2 separate regions of the Homo sapiens genome follow, and region 2 is linked to region 1. Evidence: read pairs that join two places in POLR2A ChIA-PET (ENCODE). Cell type or tissue: GM12878. All regions are shown on one strand. Each heading gives the region's core, and the rest is flanking DNA. Links, peaks and the distances in the headings are about the cores only.

Region 1 (8,307 bases), core at 78-8,077:
TATTTTTTTCCCTACACATAAACTGAATTTCTCAGGTCTAGTTCAAAGCTCCTCTTTTGCTTCAAGAATATAAAAAACTTCCATTAATTCATTGGGTGAATGAAGTGAAAACTAGCCGGTGCCATTTTCAGAAACAGAGGCACCAAGGCCAATTGTGTAGAAAGTAAATAGGTCAAAAAAAAAAGTAAGTAAATAGGCTAAGAGACAAAATTATGCAGAAGTTTGGGGGATAATTTTGAGGGACAATAAGCAACAGAACACTTTGACATGAATAGTATAGGAAAAATTATAGTTTTCTGGGCTTGATGAGGAGGTAGACATAAAAGTATCAGCGTAGCAGTGCTGAGCTGTAACTTATTATGTGCCTAGGAAACCCAATTCTTTGTCTTCAAACTTTTAAAAATAAAACTTTTAATTAATGGCTAAAGGCTTAAGTTTGTATTTCACAAATAAAATATGAGGTGTTTTTTTTTTCTAGAGAACTTGAGAGAAGACACCTATAACATGTGAATACTATGCTAGGCAGGGAAAGACAGAAGCATGGGTCATACTTAGATATATTTTTAGAGTCTCAGTCTAATAGATACATTTGTTTGTGCCAACTTCAACTTTCCCTCCAAGGTGGCATCCAGATGCTCTCTGTGAGCCAGGCTTTTCCTTTTTCCTTCTCCATTCTTGGCCTCTGTTCATGGTCTTTCTCCCACTGTTCTCCCCCAGTGAATTCCAAGCCATTATAGGTTACAACTAAATCACTACATAAGAAAGTGTTTACTTATTGTCTTGGCATTTTTGCTATTCTAATCTTCCATAGCAACTTACAAATGACTTTATTTTACATACATTACCACATTTAATCATAGCAACTCCTCAGTTGGACAAGTTGAATATTGCTTTTAAATGAACTCAGAGATTTTAGAGTTTAAGAATAGCTAGCAAACAACTGAACCTTACTGGAACATCATTTTTGCCTTCAATCCATGGCTCTTTCTTATAGACCATATTGCCTAACAAAAGGGTATCATATCTACTTGATTCAAATTGTAATAGTTAGTTTTGTCAATAGTTTAAAAATGAGTGTATATTTGTCAACATTGTCTGTCTTAATTTATAGTCTTCTATCGAAAGGAGAGACCACACTTGTTAAATTCACTTTGATGGGTTATTAATAAAACCCATGAAACACGCAGGCATTCAGCAAGACATAAATATGCTCAGAGTTTTAATCATGCGGGGTCTCATCACACTTTTGGCTGTTCAGATAAATTTGATTGCTTTGTAGAGTTTCAATGATAGTAGTGCAATGAACTGCATGAAGTGTTTGTTATTCTGCTACTGTTTCAAGTATAATCTCTGTTTTGAAACAAATCCTGCAAGTAGCCTTCATTTTTATCCATATGGTTATGTTTTACAGAACAAGAGTTTGCAGTAAGAAGAAAATAACTTATTTTATATAAGTTTATATAAGTGATTTTCACTGCAAAGACTACATTATAAAGCATGGCACACAATAAATTGTAAGATGAGTGAAGCCTATGCCATTGATTACTTTTTTCTTTATGTTTAAAGAGTGAACATTAAGTTTTATAATTTATTGCATGTATTAAAGAAAAGGGAATACTATTTTATTTGTGGTATTTTGTCAATAAATATATCTATGTCTATCTATATATGTAAATTTTATAGGAAATAGAAAAGTTTTGTCTTTCAAGCAATAGAATAGCATTTTCCCCTTGCATTCAAATGAAGAGAACTGGGGCTTTCTCTGCATTAATAGAATTTTCCAATGAGAATAGAGGCGGTTGGTGATGTAGTAGACATAAACTCCAGATCAAGAGAAATGATGAATGCTATCCTGCTTCTATCAATAGCAATAAATTATTCATATTTTTAGTGAAAACTTTCCTAGTGGACTTGTTAGTTAATCCAGCAATGATAATAAAAACGAATGAATGAATGGATGAATAAGCCAAACAAGAATCAAATATTGAACTTTTAAAGTCTGGTGTCTTAATGTATTCACTTAAAAATGCTATAAGATTGCTATCTAATTTACCTCCTTTGCTAGATCTTACAAGTAATGATTCAAGAAAATTGATGTATATGTAAGAAAATCTATGTCCTACTAATGGTTATGAGTCCTCATTTCTTGTATTTTCCCTCTAAGACATTTATCCTTTCTACTCAACCTGCTTGACCACCTCTAAAGAATGACAAATTTTGGGCATTGAGTAGACATCTCAACCTGCTTATTGCTCATAGCAAACTGGGGACCCAAAGGTCTTATTGCAATTTGAACACTCTCAGTCTCTTTTAATATAAACTTAGTGCTCTTTTGCCAACTCAATTTACTTTAAAACTTGGTGGATATTCAACGTATCTGATTACATTCTACCTCAAGCATCACATCCACAATTGTTTTTGAAATTTGCTTTCTTCTAATTACTACTATGTTGGTATTAGGCTTCTATGCATTATGCCCTTGAATGTTCTAGAAATCCCTTTTGTCTAGATGAGAAAACCTGCTGGCAAAAAGGGTCTTAGAATCACATTCTTGATTTTTATCTTAGTCCTCAGGCATCATTCTACATTGAGAAAATTTTACTAACTGAGAGACTGGAGATTAAAAATGTATCTATTTTCCAACTCTCTATATTTCCTCTAAATTACACTAGTGCAGTGGCCAGTTCTCCTACTAGGTCATCTCCCTCTCTCTTTTTTCTTTTTTCAGTTCTGTGCCTTGCACAGATAAGAACAGTCAGCTGACACTTTTAATATTCTGCCTGGTTATCATCTTGGCCAATTTCAAAAGTTTACCATATACATTTTCCTCCTTCTAAGTCTACAAACAAAGACTTATTCTAAATTTTGTAGGTCACCAGGGAAGCCCACTTTGGACGGGCTAATTCATGAATTTTCAGTCAACTATAAGACAGGTAGGTAGTCTGTTCTGATGATCTTGACAGGACTGTCTCACATATGTGGGGCTCAGCTGACCCTTGGCTTGTCTAAGATGTCTTCAGCTGAAACTGGGCTTTCCTCCACATGGGTTGTCATTCTCCAGCAGGGAGGTTTTCCACATGACAGTGATAAGGCTCTAAGAGAAAGAGTAGGACCACCTAAGACTTCTTGAAGCCTAAGTTCAGAACAGGCACTCTGTCACTTATGCATTCTATTGTTCAAAGGAAGTCAAGAGGCCAGCCTATTTTCAAAGCATGGGAAAATGAATTCCACTTCTTGATGGGTGCCTCTCCAAAGTCACATTGCAAAGAGCATGCATACAGGGAGGGGTAAAGAACTGCAGCAATTTTTGCAATCAATCTACCTCAGAGCCATTATTTCTCCAAATACTGCACTTGCCACATTCTTAATTTCCTATCCTTTTGAAACCCTAACTAATGCATATTATTTCCATGTCTTATAATTGTCTATTTTCCATCTCTTTTTTAAACTTTTATTTTAGGTTCATGCATACATGTGTAGGTTGTTATATAAGTAAATTGCATGTTGTAGGGTTTGGTGTACAAATTATGTTGTCACCCAGGTAATAAACACAGTACCCGATAGATAGTTTTTCAATCTTCACCTTCCTCCTACCCTCCACACTCAAGTAGGCTTATTATTCGAAAGGTTGCCAAACTGCTTTCCACAATGGCTGAACTAATTAACATTCTCACCAGCAGTTCATAAGTGTTTTTTCTCCACAACCTCGCCAGCGTCTGCTATCTTTTGACTCTTTAATAATAGTCATTCTGACCGGTGTGAGAATGGCTTTGTGGTTTTAATTTGCATTTCTGTAATGATTACTAGTGTTAAGCAGTTTTTTATATGCTTTATGACCACACGTGTGTCTTCTTTTGGAAAGTGTCTGTTAATGTCCCTTTGTCCACATTTTAATGAAGTCGTTTGTTGTTTGCTTGTAAATTTGTTTAAGTCCCTTATAGATGCTAGAGTTTATACCTTTACTGGATGCATAGTTTGCAAATATTTTCTCCCATTCTGTAGGTTGTCTGTTTATTCTGTTGATAGTTTCTTTTGCTGTGCTGAAGCTGTTTAGTTTAATTAGGTCCCATTTGTCAATTTTAGTTTTTGTTGAAATTGCTTTTTGCATCTTTGTCATGAAGTCTGCTAGGTCCTATGTCCAGAATGATATTTCCGAGGTTATCTTTCAGGGTTTTTATAGTTTTTGGTTTTAAATTGAAGTCTTTAATCCATCTTGAGTCAATTTTTGGATATGATGTAAGGAAGGGGACCAGTTTCGATCTTGTGCATGTGGTGAGCCAGTTAATCCAGCACCATTTATTGAATAGGAAGTCCTCTCCCCTTTGCTTGCTTTTGTCAATTTTGTTGAAGATCAGATGGTTTTAAGTGTGTGGCATTATTTTTGGGCTCTCTATGCTGTTCCATTGATCTATATGACTGTTGTACCAGTACCTTGCTGTTTAGGTTACTGTAGTTTTATAGTGTAGTTTTAAGTCAGGTAATGTGATGCCTCCTGCTTTGTTATTTTCCCTTGGTTGTTTGAGCTATTTTTGGTTATATATGAATTTTAAAACAGTTTATTTTCCTAATTCTGTGAATAATGTCATCGATAATTTGATAGTAATAGCATGAAATTTGTAAATTGCTTGGGCAGTATGGCCATTTTGACAATATTGATTCTTTCTATCCACAAGCCTGGAATGTTTTTCCATTTGTTCATGTCACTTCTGATTTATTTCAGCAGTTTTTTGTAATTCTCATTGTAGAGGCCTTTTAACACCTTAATTAGCTCTATTCCTAGGTATTTGATTCTTTTTGTGGCTATTGTGAATGGCATTGCATTCCTGATTAGACTCTTAGTTGGGATGTTGTTTGTGTATAAGAATGCTATTGATATCTGTACATTGATTTTATATCCTGAAACTTTGCTGAAGTTGTGTATAAGAACAAGGAGTTTTGGGGCAGGTACTATCAGGTTTTCTAGGTATAGAATCATATCATTGGCAAACAGGGATATTTTAACTTCCTGCCTTCCTATTTGGATGACATTTATTTCTTTCTCTTGCCTGATTGCTTTGGCTAGGACTTGCATTACTTTGTTGAATAGGAGTGGGGAGAGAGGGCATACTTGTCTTATTCGAGTTTTCAAGGGGAATACTTCCAGTTTTACTCATTTCGTATGATGTTGTCTATGGTTTGTCATAGATGGCTCCTACTATTTTGAAGTATGTTCCTTTAATGCCTAGTGTTTTGAGGATTTTTAACATGAAGGATGTTGAGTTTTATCAAAGGCTTTTTCTGCATCTATTGAGGTTATGTGGTTTATGTTTTTACTTCTGTTTTTGTGGTGAATAACATTTATTGATTTGTATATGTTAAACCAACCTTGAATTCCAGGAATAAATCCTACTCGTTCATGGTGGATTCATTTTTGATGTATTGATGGATTTTGTTTGCTAGTATTTTCCTGAGTATTTTTGCATTTGTGTTCATCAAGAGTGTTGCCCTAAAATTTTCTGTTTTGGTGTGTTTCTGCCAGGTTTTGATATCAGGATGATGCTGGCCTCACAGAATGAATTAGGAAGGAGTCTCTCTCCCTCAATTTTTTAAAATACTTTCAGTAGGAATGGTACCAGCTCTACTTTACACATCTGGCAGAATTCAGCTGTGAATGTATCTGGTACTGGTTTTTTTCTAGTTGGTAGGCTTTTTATTACTGATTCAATCTCAGAACTCATTATTGTTCTGTTCAGGGACTCAATATCTTCCTGATTCAGTCTTGGAGGTTGTATGTTTCAAGGAATTTATCCATTTCTTCTAGGTTTTCTAGCTTATGTGCATACAGGTTTTCATAATAGTCTCTGAGGGTTTTTGTATTTCTGTGGAGTCAGTGGTAACCTCCCCTTTGTCACTTCTGATAGTGTTTATTTGGAATTTCTCTTTTTTCTTTATTAGTCTAGCTAGTGGGCTGCTTTTCTTAATTTCTTCAAAAACCAGCTCCTGGTTCATTGATATTTCTGTAGTTTTTCATGTTTTAATTTACTTCAGTTAAGCTATGATTTTTGTCATTTCTTGTCTTCTGCTAGCTTTAGAGTTAGTTTGTCCTTGTTTCTCTAGCTCCTCTAGTTGTGATGTTGTTGATAATTTGAGATCTTTCAATTTTTTTTTTTTTTTTTGAGACAGAGTCTCACTCTGTTGCCCAGACTGGAGTGCAGTGGTATGATCTCAGCTCACTGCAACCTCTGCCTCCTGGGTTCAAGGTATTCTGCCTCAGCCTCCTGAGTAGCTGGGATTACAGGCATGTGCTGCATGCCTGGCTAATTTTTTTTTTTTTTTTTTGTATTTTTAGTAGACATGGGGCTTCGTCATGTTGGCCAAGCTGGTCTCGAACCCCTGACCTCAGGTGATCCACCCACCTAGCACTCTCAAAGTGCTAGGATTACAGGCATGAGCCACTGAGCCTGGCCCAGACTTTTTGATGTGAGCATTTAGTGCCATAAGCTTCCTTCTTAACATTGCTTTGGCTGTGTACCAGAGATTCTCGTATATCTTTTTTCTCATTAATTTCAAATAATTTCTTGATTTCTGCCTTAATTTCATTATTACTCAGAAGACATTCAGAAACATGCTATTTAATTTCCATTTAATCGTATGGAGTAATTTTCTAAGCATTGATTTCTACTTTTATTGCACTATGGTCTGAGATTGTGGTTGGTATAATTTCGATTTTTTGAATTTGCCGAAGGTTATTTTATACCCAACTGTGTGGTCAATTTTAGAGTATGTACCCTTTGCAGATGAGAAGAGTGTATTTTCTGTTGCTTTGGGGTGGTGACCTCTGTAGATGTTTATTAGGTCCATTTCATCAAGTGTTGAGTTAAGATCCTGAATATTTTTGTTAGTATCATGTCTTGATGATCTGTCTAATATTGTCAGTTCAGTGTTCAACTATCCCACTATTATTGTTGGTTATCTAAATCTCTTCATAGTTCTCTAAAAAATTGCTTTATGAATCTGGATACTTTGTGTTGGGTGTGTATATATTTAGAATAGTTAGGTCTTCTTGTTGAATTGAGCCTTTCACCATTATGTAATGCCCTTCTTTATCTTTTCTTGAACCTTATTGACTTAAAGTTCTTTTTGTCTGAAGTTAGAATAGCAACGCCCAGTTTTTTCTGCTTTCTGTTCACTCTGTAGATTTTTATCCATCCTTTTACTTTGAGCCTATGGATGTCATCACATGTAAGGGGGGTCTCTTGAAGACAACATACCACTGAGTTTTGCATCTTTCTCCAACTTGCCACTCTGTGTCTCTTAATTGGGGCATTTAGCTCATTTACATTCAAAGTTAGTATTGGTAGGTGTAAATTAGATCCTGTGATCACATTGTTAGCTGGTTATTATGCAGACTTGTTTGTATGGATGATACCTAATATCACTAGACTAGACTATGTATTTATGTTTGTTTATGTAGTGGCTGGTAATGGTCTTTTCTTTCCATGTTTAGCACTCCCTACAAAATCTCTTGTAAAGAAGGACTGATGGTAACAAATTCCCTTAGCATTTGCTTGTCTGAGAAGGATATTATTTCTCCTTGCTTATAAAGCTTAGTTTAGCCAGATATAAAATACTTGGTGGAAAAATTTTTTTTTAAGAATCCTGAATATAGGCCCCAATTTCTTCTGTCTTGTAGGGTCTCTGCTGATCAAGTCTACTGTTAGCCTGATGGGGTTCCCTTTGTAGGTGACCTGCCCCTTTTCTCTAGCTGCCTTTAATAATTTTTCTTTCATTTCGACCTTGGAGAATTTGATGACTGTGTTTCTTGGGATGATCTTCTTGTGAAGTAACTTGCAGGACTTCTCTGCATTTCCTGAATTTGAATGCTGGCCTCTAGCAAGGTTGGGGAAATTTTCATTGATGATATCCCGAAATATGTTTTTCAAGTTGCTTGGTTTCTCTCTCTTTCAGGCATACCAGTAAGCCATAGATTAAGTATCTTTATATAATCCCATATTTCTCAGAGGTTTTACTCATTCCTCTTTGTTGTTTTTCCTTTTTCTGTGACTGAGTTATTTTAGAGAACCATTTTTCAAGCTTTGAGATTCTTTCCTCAGCTTGGTCAATTCTGGTGTTACTATTTGTAATTATATTATAACATTCTTGTGGTGTGTTTTTCAGCTCTATCAGGTAAGTTTGGTTCTTTCTTATGACAGCCATTTTATCTGTCAACTCATATCATTTTTGTAATACTTAGATTCCTGGGATTGGGTTTTGACTTTCTCCTGTATGTCCATGATCTTTGTTCCTATCCATATTCTGAATTCTATT
Region 2 (8,307 bases), core at 21-8,020, 380 kb after region 1:
TGAATAAGTTTTAGGCATAAAGTTTTGTTGATTTTTCCATGTGGATATTATATTTCAATAAATTTTTCCCATGGCATGGAGCGTCTTAGGCACCACCAGACATTGATGGTTTTCTACAGGTCATGGCTCGGTGTGGTGGGAAGAGAGGATGTCTTCAGATTCACCTTTATGGGACTCCCTTCTCTGCCCCTTCTTGGCATCTTACCTTGATGCTAATCCTTACCTAAATCTCTCTGAGCCCCAGGTGCCTCATTTATAAAATTGGCATATCTTCCTTATACTGTTGTTGAAGATAAAAACAAAATTTATCCACCATTTTCTATAGCATCTACTATAAAAAGGGTGTTCAAAAATTATAGTTATTATGGGATGCATAACAGTCATAGGTCCTCTTTACAGACCTGTTCCACTCTTAATTTAGGTGAAGTACCGGTCAGGTTCAAGTGCCATTACCCGAAAAATAACTCCAGATGATGCATCACTTCTGGGGAAGTGCTATTTGGTGATGAAAGATGTTGGAAGTTTAAATCCATCCATTGCCTGCTCAGAAAGTGGCTACTTTTCCAGGCATAGGAGAGCTGCTTGGTCAGATGCCACCCGCTCTGTCTTTCAGTGCACAGGTAATGGGAGAAGACAGGAAAATATGGGTTCTGATGGCAATAGCCTGGCCTCAGGAATATAGTTTCAGTTGGTTATTTATTCTTTTGATGCTGAAATTGCCAGCATCTAGAGGTAAAGAATTACTTTGGAACAAAAAATGTTTTGTCCACCAGAGAATGTAGACGTTACAGAGCTATTAATCAAGACAGCCAATCTGAAAGTGGTTTTCACAACAGGATTTAGGAGAGAAGGAAAACTGGAATTAAACTATAAAATGACTCAAGGTTGAAGGAGGATGAACTAACTGAATTACAGATTTTAGAAATTCAACAAATTATACAGGTATAACACTGTGAATGCAAGCACGTGGTTCATTTGAGTGGTCTAGTTTTTCTGTTCATTGCTAAAATGTTTCTGAGAGTGGCCCTCCTTTAACCTGCTGTGTCTTTTCCAACAATGTGGATCTACTTTGTCACTTCTCCTCTTTATTTGTGTGTGTGTATGTGTTTCTGTGTGTGTGCACCTGTGTGTACATCAGCTTTAGGCTGTGAGAGTTATAAAGGTGAGTTACACAGTCTCGGTCTTCAGAAAATGTACTGTTTACTAGAAGGTAAAGGAAGGCTGCGTGCTTAATTATAATAAGGCAAGTTCTAACAAAATTAAGACGCAGGGTGGTGGGGCCATAATGTGTGGCTAGATTCATAGAAGGTTGCTTGAATGTTGTATATTTGCTAAGATCCCAGATGATGAAATGAGAAGCACAGTTTTCATGCTTTCTCCTTACTAACCTTGTGCTGGTTATACTTTTTTAAAACTGTTTCCTTGATGTTGCAATGGTGTAATCCAGTGAGAATAGATGACTGGCTCAAAGTAAGCACTCAATAAATATTGACTGTGTTGACTCTCATTACTTTAATCATTAGTATCTTTAAATACACTTAATAAAAGCCTTTCTTAACAAGCATAGCTGGAGGCCTTTCAGGAAACAATAAGATGATAATAACTAACACTTACCGAGCACAAATTTGTGTTTTACACACTCTGCTAAGCACTTTACTTACTTTTATTTGGTTTTATAAACAGTGCTAAGAGGTAGGTATTATTTTTGTGTCCACTTCACAGATAATGAAATAGAAGATCAGAGAGTATATGTGATTTGTCTCAGGTTGCATAGCTAGGAAGTAGCACAGCCAGATGAAATGGTGCTAGCTCATTTAGTATTATAGGTCCTTGACCTCCATTTATTTTTGTATGTGTTTGTTTTACTGCTTTGTTCCCACCCATGAACACTGCTAGAAAAATTAAACTTTTGGTTAATCTATTCATTTAGTATCTCAACAATCTTTTTTTAAGCTTCTAAGTGCTAGACATTGTGCCCTGGTGGAAATAAGACATGATATCTACTTTAGAAACACAATTCAGTGCAACTCAACCATTTTATTGAGGCCCATCTAAGAATCTTGCACAGGGAACACCATTAGGCTACTGAAGAAACCAGACACATAACCAAATACCCCAATGTGGTGTGGTGAGCACTAGAATGCAGGCAAATATGGACCCTTTTAGAGCAAAGGGAGAAAACATAAAGAAACAGATGAATTTCGCGTCTGCACCAACTGGGTACCACACATCTTTATGATGCAGAAAGGAGACAGGGAAATACTGGGTAGAAGAGGGCAGTTCCCCAGCAAAAGCCCCACCCTCTAGCCTGGATACAGGACGGGCATTCCTGTTTTCATGCCCAAAAAGCTGCCTTTTGACCTGACACACACCCTGTCCTGTACCCGTATAAACTCCGAACCCCAGGCTCCAGGAGCAGATGAGGAGACAGGAAACAAGGAGATTAGCAAACTGGATGGCAGAACAATGCAGCAGAGGAAAGAAGAGAAGGACTGTTAGGAGGAGTTCAGCTGGGGATGGTCAGAGAATCAGCCAGTGGATGGCCAAGCTCCAGGGGAAGATGATCTTCCCACTCCATCCCCTGTCCAGTTTCCCATCTATCCTGCTGAGTTCCACCTCCACCACTCAATAAAACCCCCACATTCATCCTTCAAGTCCCTGTGTCACCTGATTCTTCCTGGATGCTGGATAAGAGCTCAGAATACAGAAAGCTGTCACATTGGCCCTCTGCCCTTGCAAAAAGGCAGAGGGTCCACTAAGCTAGTTAACACTTGGACAGCAACACTAGAAGAGCACACTGTAACATGTGCCCACTTGGGTTTTGGGAATCACAGAAACTCACCCCTAGACACTGCTGTGGGGCGGGACCCCAAAAGCTCTCGCTCTGGTTCCTGCACCTGCTCATCTGCATGCTCCACCTCTTGTAAGGGCTTTGAGCTCATAGCAGCCAAGAAGAGAGCCATACCCCTGTCACACATCCTGTGAGGGGGACCAGGGAACTCTCCCATTTCACTTATACCCACCTCTGAATGATGGCAGAGGACATGTGTGGTCTTCCCAGGCCACCCTGACTCTCAACCCTGTGGAATCAGGGGTGCTCTCAAGGAGGTGGTGACATTGGGGTTGTATCCAGAAGGATAAGTAGTAAATGTTACAGAAGGCATTTAGCTGGGAATATAACATAACAAGTGTGGTCAGCTCTGGAAAGAATGTATAGTTTGGCCTGACTAGAAAATAGTGTATTTTCGGAAGAATGAGGAGGCAATATGGTGGTGAAAGTTGTTTAGAAGCAGCTGATAAAAGGTGTTGAATCATACCAAGATAGATTCTGGAATCACAAGTGGGAAACAAAGGTTATGTCCCAAAAGAAAAAAAAGGAGGGGATACAAGATACCCCAACTTTCTGTTCAATTAAACTCACTGGAATTTCTAACACACTGATTTACGTATAGTTTGAGATGGGAGAAAGAAGTAGAATACCAAGTTTAAAAGATACAAAGTTTTGGCAGGTAGGAAAGTCTAAACATGGATTAAAGAAATAAAGTAAAAATATATTACTTTTAAGTGATCAATCTCATTCTTAAAAGCTTAATTATCTCTGGTGGAGGTTGGGTGGAGGTGAGGAAGGAGTATGGGGACAGGGACAGGGTAGATGGGAAATGGGCTACAGAAAACCCTTGAATTATACATTATGCACTATAGTTGTTAATTATTTTAAATGCGATAAAGATTCTTCTGAGCTAAAGTTTTTTGTCATAAAGATATTCATTCTATATTCAGGAAAACACAGATAAACATAACCTCTTTACAAATACCAAATGGTCTTGTACATATCTGAATGAAAATGAAACTTAGTAAGGACATACAGTCTCAAGAACATGGTATCCTGTGACCTAATTGTTTTGTCTTTGCATACAGAAATCTCTGAGAGGAAGTTCTGCTTTTACATGATTCAGTATTGTTTTGGAGTGCAGTTTAATCTGATTTTGCAAAAAGCAATGTTCTTATTTTGATCATTGTATCTATGATCTCTACTAATATCATTGAATTAATCACATAAACTGGATCTTCTCTGTCCTTTCTCTGACAAATGAGGAGACTTGTTTCAGAGCCAAACTTGACCATCCACTGAGTCTGCCACAGGTAGTTTTTAGAGATATTGCTGCAGGCAGTCTTTTCTCTGTTCCAGAATGGTATACATGTAGTCATCACATTCTTCATTATTGGAACCGGATCCCACCTTTGTTCATTTGCTTCGATCTTCTTGCTCTATGAGAGAAGGTAGACATTTCTGTGGTCATTTCCAGACATAGAATCATAATCACCTTTGTCCTTAAACAGCTCCTTGAACTTCCACTGATTTCATCTCCGTTTCCTTGTGTTCTTTGGAACACTGTGCGTATTGTAATCACAGCCTTAGCTAAATAGGTAAGTAAATGTCAACCTTTCAAAGTTATCACCTATAAAGAAATCCTCAAGAGAACTATAATGGATCTTCTCTGCTCACTCATGTTGTTGGCAGTTCCTAGGAAGATTGGGACAGGGATCTGCTAGGTATCAATCACATACTGATTTTGTATTCAGCTTCTTTGATAAGTTGTTTGGTCCCATGTCACACATTTCTTACCAACTTTCTAACTTGTTTCTCCTGTCTGATTTCTATTTCCCAGGGGAGAGAAAAGACTACCCTTGAAATTCTATCTGGCCTAATATTTAGTTGCAAGAATTTTTAGTTTGTATGTGTATGTATTTAACCTTCAAGCCACATTCCTGGAAATATATTGCTTTAAAGATGTAGAAATTATTTATTTCAAAGACATAATTAAAGAGCAATCTTTGTAATAGATAATTTTCTTCTAATTTCTGAAATAATAAAAATTAGTAAAGTATATTATAATATGAGCAAAGATAAATTTTAAAATGTGATGTTGTAAGAGATTATCCAACAACATAGGAAATGCTCATATTTTACTACATAAAAAATTTGCTAAAATACAATCTGGTGATCTGACTTTAAAATATACATATTTTCAAATGAAAAAAAAACTTGGTAGCTGTGGCAACCATGGGACATTTTGATTATGGCTGATTCTATCTGCTTTTTGTTTTTATCTCTGTTTTCCAAAAATAGCTATATTTTGCTTATTTTAAAAATTAAACAATGATAAAGTGGAATTTTTTTGTAAACAGATTCATTTTTTATTACTCTGGACCATTTTTATGGTTGCTAATGCTGCCTAATTAGGGCAATTCCATATTGCTTATGCTATTCAATTTTGAACAATTGAGTTCATTAATGGCAGAATACAGATTGGAAATATCTATTTGTAATGTTTTAAATGAAAGTCATCTAGCAGTGATTTCTGTAGATTGCTGGATTTCTAGTTAAAATAGTTATTGGGCATCTACTGATTCACGGTGTGTATGTGAGAATCTAACAAATGTCAACAGTACCCCAGAGAATTCTAATGTAGAACCCAAATTTGCAACTTCTAGTCTATAGGCAGATTTGACAAAACCGTTTCCCTTTCTAACTTTGTTTTTATGCAATTCAAACATTTTTTCTTTTCTAGTGCTCTTCCTTCAAGATCGATGCTTCGTACTATTTCTCACATTTATGATTATCAATATTCATTAAATTTATAAGTGTGTATAGGATTGGCACCTTAGTAGACCATAGGCTTCCTTTGCCAGCTGAAATTTTAACAATAAACACAATATAAATTAATAGTGAGACATAAAGTATTATATAGCATCTTATTTCTCATGGTAGCTACAACTGTACCTACTTTATTGTCATAAATGAGACCTACTGATGATATTAAAAATATATGTGTGTATGTATAAAATAATCCAAATGTGTGTATGTATGTATGTATGTATAAAATAATCCAAAATTTATTATTTAAGAAACTGCCATATATGTATACATGACATACCTGGTAACAATTGGAATTTTGAAAGATAGCTTTCACTGGACTGTCTTGTTGTGGAAAGTTCTATAAACAATATGCTTAATGAATATTTAATAGTGTTTTGTGATAAAGGCCACACCTATATACATAACACCATAAAACCAAGCAGGAAGAGCCATGATGACGCAGGGTTACCCCTCTCTGGACAAAACCAAAGAAATGCCAGTAGCCCTGTACTTATTTGTACAAAGTCCTTCCACTCATTTTCTAATGAGTCTTGACATCTACTCAGTCTGTATTACAGTTTCCATTTATATTATCTGCCTGAACTGCGCCAAGACCAGGAAGCCCAGATGTCATCATAAATACCATCACCCATAATATAAATATTCCAATTAGATTCCTTCTATTTTCAACATCTACCATTTTGAGCTAACAGGAAATATTTGTATGAAAATGAAACCTAGATTCTAAGGTCTTCCTATTCCTCCCCTTACTATGCTTTTGTTTTTTAAAAAGATTAATAATATTCAACTGCATTTCAGTTTGTGTTATCAAATGCTCATTTTCTTATTCACACAAATAAGAACTATCAAAACACGCTGAGCACTCCGTACAGGGCACTTCACATCAAGGTGGCCAGAAGTTCATTACAGATTGAAAGCGTGAAAAAGATAGACCACATGTGGGTTTGGTTTTTCTTTTCACGTTTTTTAGAAAATTTTCATTTTCCCTCCCTTTTCAATACTCATAACTTGATATTAAATCAAAATACTTTAAACTGTAACCCCAAAAAATCTGAGTAATCATTGACAGCTCAAGCATATGGCCTTTTCTTGTTTTACTGTTATTGGACTTTAATCAACAATTTAAATCTTCACCATTGGGAAACTGAAAATAGTTCTAGACTGTCCGTCTTTGATGAATTCTAAAAGATGACTCGAGACAGACTGAACTTCTCCCCGACAGTGACCGTGAACCTTCTATCTGTGCACTTAAGAGCAGTTGCCTGCCTTGCCATGTGGAGTCCACGTTACCTTTCATCGCCACATATGTGTACACAGCTATTGTCTCCTGGTAACCGAGAAAGAAGGGCTGATAGTTAGATTTTACAGATTATCTCAACTAACATTAGTTTTATAGAATGTTCCATTCTCTGTTTTACACCCATATTCTTTAAATTGCACCTGCAGAATGCATTCTCACTTGAGTTGTTTTTGATAATCTAAGTATTTCTCCTGATGCGTATTCTTTTTCTATTGATTTTGAAACCGTATGCATAATACCTAGTATATAAATGCTAACAAATAAAAAGTATTTTTTGCAAGATGTGAAATGGTCACATTCATCTTCCTGGTGACAAGCACAGAGACAGTAAATTTCTAACAGCAGTTCAAGCTACTGTGTTTGAAAAGCTTGCAGGGGAAATGAAATATACAAAATTTACCAGATGTAGTAGCACTTCTATAAAATAACTTCTGCCATTATTTCCTTTTTTACATAGAATGTTACATAAGAACAAACTAAGAAAACCAGAATATGCTTTTCAAAAGATGAAGAGTCTCAAAGATAAAAATTGAAAGGAGACAGAAAAATTCTCTTAATACATGAATGTTGTAATTGGGTGCATAAATGATTTATACCATTTACTGTACAGAGCTCTTATAATTATGCAAAAGCTAGGTTTCAAAATAAGTACAATTGTTTCTAAGTTCAGGAATGACTAAGAGGGATTTAAACCCATAATTCTAGGACAGATGCATTGCCACCTTAAAAATTTAAAATTTAAACATTAAAATTAGGTTTACTCATTTCCTCATTTTGCTTTCTAATTAAGTTTTTGTTTAATTTTTCATGAAAAAAAGTTTTCTTTCTTTTAAAATCTGTTGAAGGAAATACCTCCACTCCTACTACCCTCCTACCACCTCCATTGAAAATCTCCATGAAGAACATTTTAACAGTTACGGAATCAAATTTGGCTACTTTGGGTATTCACATGGATGTTGGAAGAGTTGACACAGTCAGAATTCATGGAACAATCTGTGATTTTGACCATATTTTCAGCAGCACTTTCATCATGTTTTATTTTTCTGATTTCAAATAACTCCTGTCATTCTTCAGAAAATAGAAAACTGCCCAACACATGCTCATCTCTGGCCACACAAGCTTTTCCATTCTGTCACTTACTTTTCCATGCATCTTCCTGGTTACTGCTGCAAACGTAGGTAGAGAATGATTCACCCTTCGCAGAATGCTGCCATAACCCTCCCTTCCACCCTAGACAAACACACAAGAAAGAACAATGGCACATAAGAAAAATCTGGCCCCATCTTCATTCAGCCAGTCCTTCTTTGTTCCTAGGAGAGTGAGCAGCTTGCCCTCAGAAGGCTCT

What was found. Peaks named below come from ENCODE experiments on the same cell type or tissue, not always from the same donor. Only the 100,000 strongest peaks of a DNase experiment are listed, where the experiment ranks them.
Region 2: POLR2A ChIA-PET joins it to region 1 with 6 read pairs; 1 of 35 experiments calls an interaction of 5 or more read pairs at or near these places.

What each region holds. Positions count from the first base shown.
Region 1 is chr18:4,667,821-4,676,127 of GRCh38, reverse strand. No RefSeq gene overlaps it. Among named protein-coding and RNA genes, the nearest start is that of DLGAP1, 220 kb to the right of the region's middle. In GM12878, for the core only: no CTCF peak of the experiment used is centred there; a DNase peak (open chromatin) is centred at 3,830.
Region 2 is chr18:4,289,122-4,297,428 of GRCh38, reverse strand. The region is part of intron 1 of DLGAP1 (DLG associated protein 1); the gene reads left to right. DLGAP1-AS5 (DLGAP1 antisense RNA 5) reads right to left here. Exons shown (of 3, transcript NR_036489.1): 3 at 1,429-4,269. Among named protein-coding and RNA genes, the nearest start is that of DLGAP1-AS5, 29 kb to the right of the region's middle. In GM12878, for the core only: no CTCF peak of the experiment used is centred there; a DNase peak (open chromatin) is centred at 3,903.